Linked DNA regions of Homo sapiens: region 2 is linked to region 1. The links are chromatin contacts, found by Hi-C or POLR2A ChIA-PET in ENCODE. All regions are on one chromosome and are shown on one strand. Each heading gives the region's core, a stretch centred on a gene start or an enhancer-like site at or near the end of the contact. The rest is flanking DNA. Distances are from core to core; before and after follow the strand shown.

What was found. Hi-C counts contacts between places; a loop is a spot of excess contacts on that map. ChIA-PET counts read pairs that join two places held with the same protein, here RNA polymerase II (POLR2A). Pooled maps may share reads with other maps.
Region 2: a pooled map shows a loop between it and region 1 (3-fold over the local background). The contact joins two enhancer-like sites. A Hi-C loop is called at or near these places in 1 of 168 maps with a recorded cell type or tissue (CD14-positive monocyte), 5 of 37 single-sample maps with no recorded cell type and 2 of 50 pooled maps. POLR2A ChIA-PET finds 5 or more read pairs at or near these places in 1 of 52 experiments (activated T-cell).

What each region holds. Positions count from the first base shown.
Region 1 is chr3:122,230,808-122,235,645 of GRCh38, reverse strand. The region is part of intron 1 of CASR (calcium sensing receptor); the gene reads right to left. Among named protein-coding and RNA genes, the nearest start is that of CASR, 50 kb to the right of the region's middle. RefSeq lists an enhancer at 2,087-2,176. Within about 2 kb of position 2,470, at least 7 of the 41 ENCODE cell types and tissues checked have a DNase peak (open chromatin) inside an H3K27ac peak, as active enhancers do; they include CD14-positive monocyte, where a contact is called at or near this core.
Region 2 is chr3:122,002,095-122,006,932 of GRCh38, reverse strand. ILDR1 (immunoglobulin like domain containing receptor 1) reads left to right here. Exons shown (of 8, transcript NM_001199799.2): 3 at 1,540-1,689. Among named protein-coding and RNA genes, the nearest start is that of ILDR1, 18 kb to the left of the region's middle. RefSeq lists enhancers at 520-1,021, 1,721-1,840. Within about 2 kb of position 2,977, at least 4 of the 41 ENCODE cell types and tissues checked have a DNase peak (open chromatin) inside an H3K27ac peak, as active enhancers do; they include CD14-positive monocyte, where a contact is called at or near this core.

The sequences.
Region 1 (4,838 bases), core at 1,221-3,720:
TTTAAAAAATTTTGTAGAGACAGGACCTTGCTGTATTGCCCAGGATTCTTCTGATACTATTACTTTTCTCCAAGGATAACACAGCCAAACAAAAATGTATTTTGAATGGATACACAACAGTTTCCTGTCAATGTCAATTCATTCTTCGGTTTCCCTGAAACCTTTCTCCTGCAAAATAACTGCTAACATCTTATGAAACCAGTATTCCAGGAAAGCACAGTTCAGAAGTCATTGCTGTAAAGTTAGGGTAACTTTCTGAATCTATAATCAATATGCATGGTCTGTGAACTAGAGAAAATGGCCACTAACCATAGATAGACTACTTCTCACCCTCTCTTCCCAGCCACATGCAGGGGATTTACCTATGTGGTTATCATTTGCGTCTACCTTTCCGAGCAGAGTCTTGGGTGCTCTACTTTACACTTAAGTCTTTCATTATTAATTCCCTTTTTAAATTTGTGGAATGAGTATATATTCTTCACAATCAATCCATCAGTCCCAGATGGGAAGGTCTGGGACCCTGTTTACCTGCAACTGTTAGAAGTCACAGCACCTGTGACTGTTAGAAGTGTCCAGCACTCCCTGGTCCTTCTCTACTCTCCTGCGAGCCCTTTCTATGAGCTCTTCAGGGGCTCTTTCTTTGGGAACTGAAATGGTCCTAAACATTCCACAATCTGTGCTGATGCAGTGCACTCTCAGTGTCTCTCTGCCTTCTTCGGCTTTGCCCAGAAGAATCAGGAACCAGCATTTAAAAAATAAATCCTGGAACATACTACATTCAGTTGTCTCTATGAGAAGATTCTCTGTTGCTAATGACACCCGAAGCTGGTCCGGAGGAACACTGTCTCAGATAAACTTTCCCCAAAGAAGCCCACACATGTTTCTATAAACCTGACTTTGAAGTTGGATTAGTCCACATAGCCTGAGCCTCAGTGAGTGACTCCTGTCCAGCTGGTCAGGGTAAGAGATGACTAGGGTCAGCCTGCTATACAGAGGCCTTACAAATAACTCTTTCCACTCTGATTCTTCCATTACTTATTTGAAATAACTAAATTCCATTTGAAATAAATAAAATTCCATCCTCTCATGTTTGCTTTCTTCTTTCTTCTCTCCCTCTTTTTCCTCCATCCTCCAGCAGTTTCCAAACTGATTTTAAACCTCTCAATCTGTCTAATGAGAAGTAAGCTCTTTAGAAAGTAATGGGCAAAGGTTATTATTCCTCTTCTTATTCAGCTGTGCCCACGTGTTGGTTACATTACACCAGGGGCCAGCCAACTACATTCCATGGGCCAAATCTGGTGTGCTTGTTTTTATAAATAAAGTTTTGCTGAAATACAGTCATGCCTAATCACTTGCATTATATCTATGGTTGCTTTTGTGCTGCAAGGGTAGATTTGAGTAGTTATGCCAAAGATTGGCCCACAAAGCTTGGAATAGTTAATATTTGGCCTTTTACTGAAAAAGTTGATTGACCTCTTCATGAAACTAAGCACAAAGAAAACCCTACTTTTGCCATGAACTGGACATTTCCATGACTTTGGAAACAGTTATGCGCCTGATGTGAGCAATGGCTTCTCCAAGTTGAAAGGAGCTGACTTCACCAGCTTTCTCAATCAGAGGAGTAAGGGTCCTCTAGTTTGTTTTGTGTCCAGAGATAGAGGTCACTTCTTTCCCTTGGTTATCATCTGACTCAGGAGGCACCAGGAGTCTGGTTTGTTTACCACTGGCTCACATGAATAGAGTAGGTTGTGTGGTGGGGACTCCCCCCAGTGAAAAACTTTTAGCTAAGGGTGGGAAGTCCAAGCTGTGAATCTGAATCAGCAGCAGCAACAATTTTTGTTCCCCTTAGATACTGTCAAATGGGTCAGTTCCACCGGGAGCTGGTTACCTTCCTGTGAAGATGGCTTTAAGGGGAGGTGGTGGCGTTTGGTTGGGAAACAGAAATACCACAACCGCCCAAGTAGCCCATGCGTAATCTGGGTGGGGCATAGACATAAAAGGAGGAAGCCCAGACTTCAAGTGAGAGAAGAAACATTCGCTCTGGAGACAGTTTTAATTCCGTTCCCACATCATCAGGTGGACAAAATTCCCCTGTGAAGTCGCCCTCTTGCATTTCTCTTCCTCATTTTCTCCTCCGCTACTTCCCAGCTCTACTCCCCAACACCCTGAGGCCCAGAGCAGGGTACCTGTGGTGAGATTAGAGAAGAGCAGGGAAGGGGACTGATGTCAACTCCATCCAGCCAAAGACCCCCAGGACTGGGCTGGAACTGGTGAGACAAGAGAGACACCAGGAGAGCAAAGTGTAGGGTGGCATTGCTTCTCATGGCCAGCCCTGCACTTGCATGAGGAACACCCTGTGCTTGGACAGGACATAGCAGAGAAGGAGAACGGTGGGGTGTCTCACCGACAGGGTGTTAGAAAGGACTTACAGGAGTGCGGTTTGTGGTAGGCGATTTTGGGGACGGTTTAAGGAAGTGGAGCTTTGCATGCTGTCAGAAGCAGGGGTAAATTCTATGATTCCATATCTTAATAAATCTTGTCTAGAAGGGAGGAAGACTAAGTGAGACTGAAGCTGTAAGGGTAAAGGAGTAGCAGTCACTCCTCCGAGCCAGAATAGGGAAATGTTTGGTTAGTTCCATGGTTTGGACAATGTTAACGTTTTTTGTCTGTGTTCAGACATGATTGTGGAGTGGTCTTATTTTTGTCTTTATCATGGTCACAGAGACATCTTGCTTGCTGTTGATGTTCTGTGAAGTTGTTTATGTTTAACAGGAGAACGCCAAGGCCTAGCTTATGGGACCACCCAGATCCAGGTTGTCAGGGGCCACTTTTCTCTTTCTCAGCAATCACTTCACTTTCTTTGAAGTCACAATATCACAGGATGGTAGAGTCAGAAAGGGCTTTCGAGATCATCTAATTGAAGACTCTCACCTTGAAGATAAGGAAATGGAACATGTGAGCTGTTACCTGCCTTGCCAACAGCCCACAGCCAGTTAGCATCCCACCTGGCGATTCCTGGGCCCTGCATACACTGGCCCTGCCTCCTCTCCGGCTGCATCTCCCACACCACTCTCCCTCTCTTGGCACCTAGCCTGCCCTCCCTTCAGTTCCTCCAGTGGGCCAAGTTCTTTATTGCCTTGGGCCCTTCCCATCCCTCTCAGAATGCTCTTCCACCCCTCTGACCTGTGCCTCTTGCTTAATTCATTTCTCTTCATCCATCAGGGATGAGGCATTCTTCAGGGATCCTTCAGTGGCTCAAACACCACTTCTCAAGGAAGCCCCTCCTGGTTCTCCAGGCCTCACTCTCGTGCTCTCTGCATCTGCGTGGCACTTCCCTGCCACAGTCCCTCTTGCTCTTTATGCAGCCAGGGACCTGGTCTGTCTTGTTCATTGCTGGCATACTCAGGACACAGCAGACACTTAATGAATGGCTGCTTCACTTCAAGCCCTGTGGAGGTTCTATCACTAGAATTCTTTTTATAGTACAATAAAAAAAAGGGATTGTGAATCTTTTCTTGGGGTTGCAATATAAACTTACAGTCCAGTTGCAAGGAAAGAATACAACAAGCTGAAGTAAAACTGCTGAGGTGTTGCAAGTAGCTGGAGGGTGAATCTGATGATCCCATCCCCACGTCGTCCTTCCTGCGATGGCTATCTGGACATGCGGGTGTGCTGGAAAGGCCAGTGCACAGCCAGGAGCCCTTCACACCCCTGAATCACAGAGAGGTCTTTGGCTCAGGGGTGACTGTAATCTGAATCTGCCTATCGGTACTGCTCAAGCCCGTCGGTATTTACAATGTTAGAAGAGAATGCAAGGTAAATTGTTTAGTGTGAAAAAGGCTATAAAATGAGATAGTCCTGAGAGTTCTTTGATTTTTTTTTTTTTTGTGAGTGGGAGGGGGGTAATGGGTGTCTTTGAGATGCTGATGAAAATTGTGGCTGCTCTTTCCAGAAAAATGCACATATGCACATAATTTCTTCCAATTCAGATGTTTCATGTACCAGAAAGGCAAGGTTAAGTGACTAGCACGAGATTACAGAGAGATAGAGAAAGAATGGAAGATGAGTTTCCTTATTCCCCATTTAGTAACCTTTTCCTTATGTGCCTCTGTCTCCTCATTGTCCACACAGGAATAACAATAGTACGGTTGCTGTAAGGATTATATTAAAACAATACTTGTAAGAATTTAGCATAAAGTCTACCACATAGTAAATGCTCAAAAAACATTAGCTCTTCGTATGATGGTGATAGTGTCCCCCTCTCTCTTCCCAAACAGTGCCTTTACTAATTGAATTGATCAGCATGATGACTTGCCACCTCCTGACCAGTCCTAGAATGCCTAGTTTAGCCCACTCGTGGGATGGCCACCTTCAAACAGCAAGTGTATGATGCTGAGACAGGACTGGGGCAGAAAGTCAGGTAAGCCACCCAACAGGTGGGCCAGAGGAATGGTGTCCTCTGAGACTGGTTAGCATCCTGTCTGCATGGTGGATGGGATTAGCTGCAGGACACACTTCTCACTTCTACAAGGGGATCATGATCATGACACTTTCTGATGTCTCTAAAGTGACTGCAGGTGGATGATGACCCTCAAAAAGCTGCAAAAATTCTGAGTGGATGGTAAGCAGAACACACAAGAAGATCCTTAGGGGACAGATGAGTTTCAGGTGTCAAATGCACAAATCCCTGATTCTTTAAGTATCAATCCGATAGGTCAATACAAATATTTGGAAGCAGGTTTGCAAAGAAACTAAAAAAAGAGAAACCCCCTTTGGCTGAAGAAGTCTAGTGGAGGGGACAGAGAAGTAGAAGGGGCCAGGATATGGTGGTTCTAGTC
Region 2 (4,838 bases), core at 1,728-4,227, 230 kb after region 1:
CGGTTAGGGTTGAGGGATTATTTAGGATTACAAATCTTGGTAGTGAGGAGAAGACACAAAGATCACCTAATGTAGTTCCTCTGTTTTATAGATAAACAAACGGAGCCCAGGTAGATGAAATAATGTATTCAAGGTCACATACTAGTTTATTTTAAAATTTTTTCCTGCTTTGTTCTCAAAAAAATTTAAAGAAACTTAAACATTAGGGAAAAGTCCTGCCTCCCTGTCCATTCCTGGTTCCATGCCAATGTGCTGAGCTGATGATGCAGGCCCGCCTCCCCTCACCCCCACCACCTTAGAATGCAGGCAAGAAGACTCTACACTCAGCACAAATGATGAGTGGTCATTTGTGAAGTCTCTTGCTCCTTGCTATATTCCCTTCTTCAGTATGCCTTCGGGAAGATGGTCATTCCTCTGCTGACTAAGCCCTCCAGTGCCCCCCCAGGCAGCCCTTTAACTGTGGGAAGTCTCTTAGTGCTACACAACTCCTCCTTAGAGTTGGCCAGTCCTGCCTTTCAGTAACAACTGCCCCAGGCATATGGGTTGTGCTGTCTGGATCAGAGCCCTTTCCTAGTTGCCCATTTCTGCCTTCTCTCAAAGAACAAAGGAACCTAGAACCACCCCACTGTTAGCACCAAGACAATTAATTTTTTGGAGATTTTGAGAATAGAAGTAGACACCCTGTTCATAGGGAAAAGTGAGCCTCCTGAGAAGAAGCAAATGGAGAGGGAGGCATTAGTCTTCACCTTTTTGAGCCCTTGAGCTAATGTCTCACAATATGATTTGAGTAGAACCTCAAGAGCTGTCTGAGCCACCCACTGAGTCTGCCATTGTCCCCAAAAGACTCCTCTCTAAATTGAGGCATTGTTTCCTGGGGGTTACTCTTAAAATGCCTGGGTTAAGTGGCCAGGGAGGAGAGGCTAGGGTAGCAGGCATTTGCCAGGGGCAGATTTAACAGCTCTCAGACCCTATATTTTCTGTTTTGGTTTTTTTTTTGTTTGTTTGTTTTTGTTTTTGTTTTTGTTTTTGTTTTGAGATGGAGTTTCGCTCTTGTTGCCCAGGCTGGAGTGCAATGGCGTGATCTCAACTCATCGCAACCTCTGCCTCCTGGGTTCAAGTGACTCTCCTGCCTTAGCCTCCCGAGTAGCTGGGACTACAGGCATGTGACCTTATGTTTTAAGGGCAGGTGGATGAATTCCATGGGAGCAGAGAGAGGCTGGGGTGACTCTGAAAATGAGACAAAGGAAGTTGGAATAGGAGATGGGGAGTAGAGCCGGCATGAAAATGATGGTCAGGAGTCTGGCTGCTCAAAATGTGGTGTCTGGTATCACACAGATTCTCATTAGAAATGAGAATCTCAGACCCCACTCTAGACCTGCAGAATCAGGATCTTCGTGATTAACAAGAGTCCCAAGGGATGAATAGTCTTGGGAAAAATTGAGACACTTCACTGTGTCTCACGCCCGGAGCAGGAAGGGAACCTTTTTTTTGTGGGAACCCCCTATTGCTGTGTGACTCTAGTGTGCCCTCTCTCCTCAGCATACCAGGCAGCTTTATCCCTGGGCCAGGACCCATCCAATGACTGCAACGACAACCAGCGGGAAGTTCGCATAGTGGCCCAGCGGCGGGGGCAGAATGAGCCCGTGCTGGGGGTAGATTACCGGCAGCGCAAGATCACCATCCAGAACCGTGAGTGCGGGGGAGGTGTCAGGGGAACTGGGGGTGGGGGGAGGTGCAGACACCAGGCCTGGCAGGCTGAGTCAGCATGGGATTTCCCATTTCTTTCTGCTGCCTGTTGGTCTACTTGGTCACTGTCATTGTTTGAGGAAAGTGCCAGCTTCATAGAATGTGCTGCACCAGCTGAAGTGACTTCCCTGGAAGTTGGTCTCTGGACCAGAGGTTGTTCTGTTGCTATCTATAGCTTTGGCTAAAGGTCTAGGGGTGAATGGTTCCCTTTGCTTTCCTGAGATTCAGGGCTAAGTTGTGGATCAGGTTTCTTTGATTCCTTCCACAAATTGCTCTCAGGGCCTACTGAAACCCCAGGTCCCTGAGTTTCCTTCCGGCTATTCCTGTTGTTCACATGGAAGGAAATAGGGTCCTCTGAGCAGATGACCACCTTGAGACCACTGTCCTCCACTGATAGAAGAAAGAACACTGGGCTTGGACTAAAAAGCCCCAAGTGAGAATCCTAGTGCTTCCTCTCACTAGCTCAGTGACCAGTGATCAGTTATTTTCTTTGGCTTCTGTTTCTTCATCTGAACGACAGGCATCATGGTATCTTCCTCCCTACTCCAAAGTGAATATCTAGCGCGCTATGTGAGAGCTGTGTCTAAAGCCTATCTATTCTCTGTGCCCAGTGCAGGGAGTAGTGGTGAGAGCCCTGACTCTGGAGTCAGGTGCGGGTGTGCATCCCAATTCTGCATTTACAGGGTATATGAACCTGGGCAAGCCTCTCCAATTTTTTCAGCCTCAATTTCTATAAAATGGGACTTGCCATAGTACCTAGCTCATGGAGATTTGTGGGGACTAAGGTAATATGTATAAAGCATTTAGCAAACAGGAAGTGGGCAGTAAGCATTAGTTATCACTCCGTGTACTTTTGGATAAATGGCTTAGCTTAGCTCCTCATATTTCTATTGTGTAATCCACAGTTGCTGCCATAGAGTAGCACATAATTCAGAGCCTATTTCAATGGGCTTTATGTGCTGTGTTAAATAAATATTTGTTAGTTAAAAGGGGAAAAAGGGAAGAATACACCCAGTGGGCCACTCATGGTGGCCATCGCTACAATATCAAGGAATCAGTGAATATTCTGACTGTTTAAAGGTAGGTCACTTAAGGGGAACCAGTTTAATAATTGCTTTCAGTTTTGTCTATAACACTTAAGTCTGATTTTTTTTTTTTTTACATTCGGCATCTGATTTTCCCCAAGCCAGCCCTCAGTTTTAGGGTACATCTGTCCTTCTTTTCTAGTCTTCAGGGGCATCTTCAAAGATCCAAGGTGGTTCTGCCTTTTCCAAAGCCAGCAGAATTTGTTCTTATCTGACCTCAAAGTTTCAAGCCTCTTTAATTAGCAAATTACCTGAACAGTTTCTGAAGGATGGAAATCCCCATAGTAGCTAGTCCCTGCTCTTATTATTTTTTTTTTTCTAAAAACGTGAAGGTAAATACCTTCCACTACTCCCACTCCCAGCCACCTTTGGCTCAAACCCTGCTTCATTCTTACTACCACAGGAATGCATTAGTATTCTCCTCTGTTTTTATTTCTGTCTCCAGGCTTGTTGTGACTTCCTGAAGCCCTTGTTTTCTGACACTTTTTTGCCTATGCCTGCATCATTTGAGATGACCCTGTCAAATCAGTCCTTAGATCCTTTAAAATATTAACATATCTGAAAACTCTTCTTACTCTGACACCCCTAAAATACTCTTTATGTCACCAATAAAAATTAGAGCAGATTTACAATACACATCATGCCCTGAGGGGGAGTTTTTTAAAAGCACTTTCATCATTTTTCCAAGTCTGGGGTAAGCTTATTTCTGGGAAAGGTAGTGGGTTTGGAAAATAGCGGGTAGGAAAAAAATTGTAGATATTGACGTAGAAAGAGAAGGAAACAGAAGTCAAAGTTAGGTCCACTGGTGCGTGACCTTGCATTTTTGTTTCATTTCCTCAATAAACATTTCTTGACAAACAGATAATAAAGAATTGCAGATATTACCACCAACCTAGCAGGAGCAAGTCTGTAATGCTAAGGTTCCGTGGCATTTACTGTGGGTGGGGGAGCTGGAACTGCCTGCCGCTGCACTTCACACGGAGGCTGCCCTGATGCCTTTGACTGGATTTTAAACCCTTTCAGGACAGAAGAGGGTCTTGTTTCTCTTTACATCTCCTCGGTGCCTGACATAATGCTGGACCCACAAAAGGGCTTTAGTGAATATTTATTGACTTTGCTAAACTTGAACATAAATATTAACCATTCATTTTAAATTCCTTGTAGATGCTGGATATTAGACATTTGTCAGATGGATAGATTGCAAAAGTTTTCTCGCATTCTGTAGGTTGTCTGTCCACCCTGATGATCTTATAAGTGGAAGCTGGATGACGAGAATGCATGGTCACATGGGGGGAACAATACACACCGCGGCCTGTTGGAGGGTGTGGGGATGTAGGAGGGAGAGCGTCAGGAAGCACAGCTAATGGATGCTTGGCTTTATACCGAGGTGATGGGATGATCTGTGCAGCAAACCGCCATGGCACATGTTTACCTGTGTAACAAACCTGCACATATACCCCTGACCTTAAAATTAAAAAAAAAATGAATGTACAGCAAATATATATATAAACCATTCATCTATCCTAATGGAGGTACACAAAAAACCTGAGTGCCCACTAGAACTGAAACTCTTCTTGAGTTACATTTACTTTTAAAATACTGGCATTTTATCTTTATTCAAGTTCATCTCATACCTGTCCTTCAGGATCCAGAGATAACTGCTCATTTTAGGCTGATAAGGGACCCAGAATGTGGAGTTTTTCCACCCAATTTAGAGAAGACAGGAAAGCTTGGTGGTTAAGAGTACCAGCTTTGAGGCAGAGAGATGTGGGTTTGAACCTACCTCTGATGAGCATTGTCTCCATGTTATTAGGCCAGTTCCTTTGAGTCTTGATTTTCTTCATCTGAAATGCAGCTAAATAATCATTTCCAGTGTACCAGTTAGGATTAGGTTTGATTGCGAGTAAGTAAAAGCCCCATATACTGGCAACTTAAACAGTATTTTATTTTTAACTTTTTTTTGAGATAGGGTCTCACTGTGTTGCCCAGGCTGGAGTGCATTAGCAC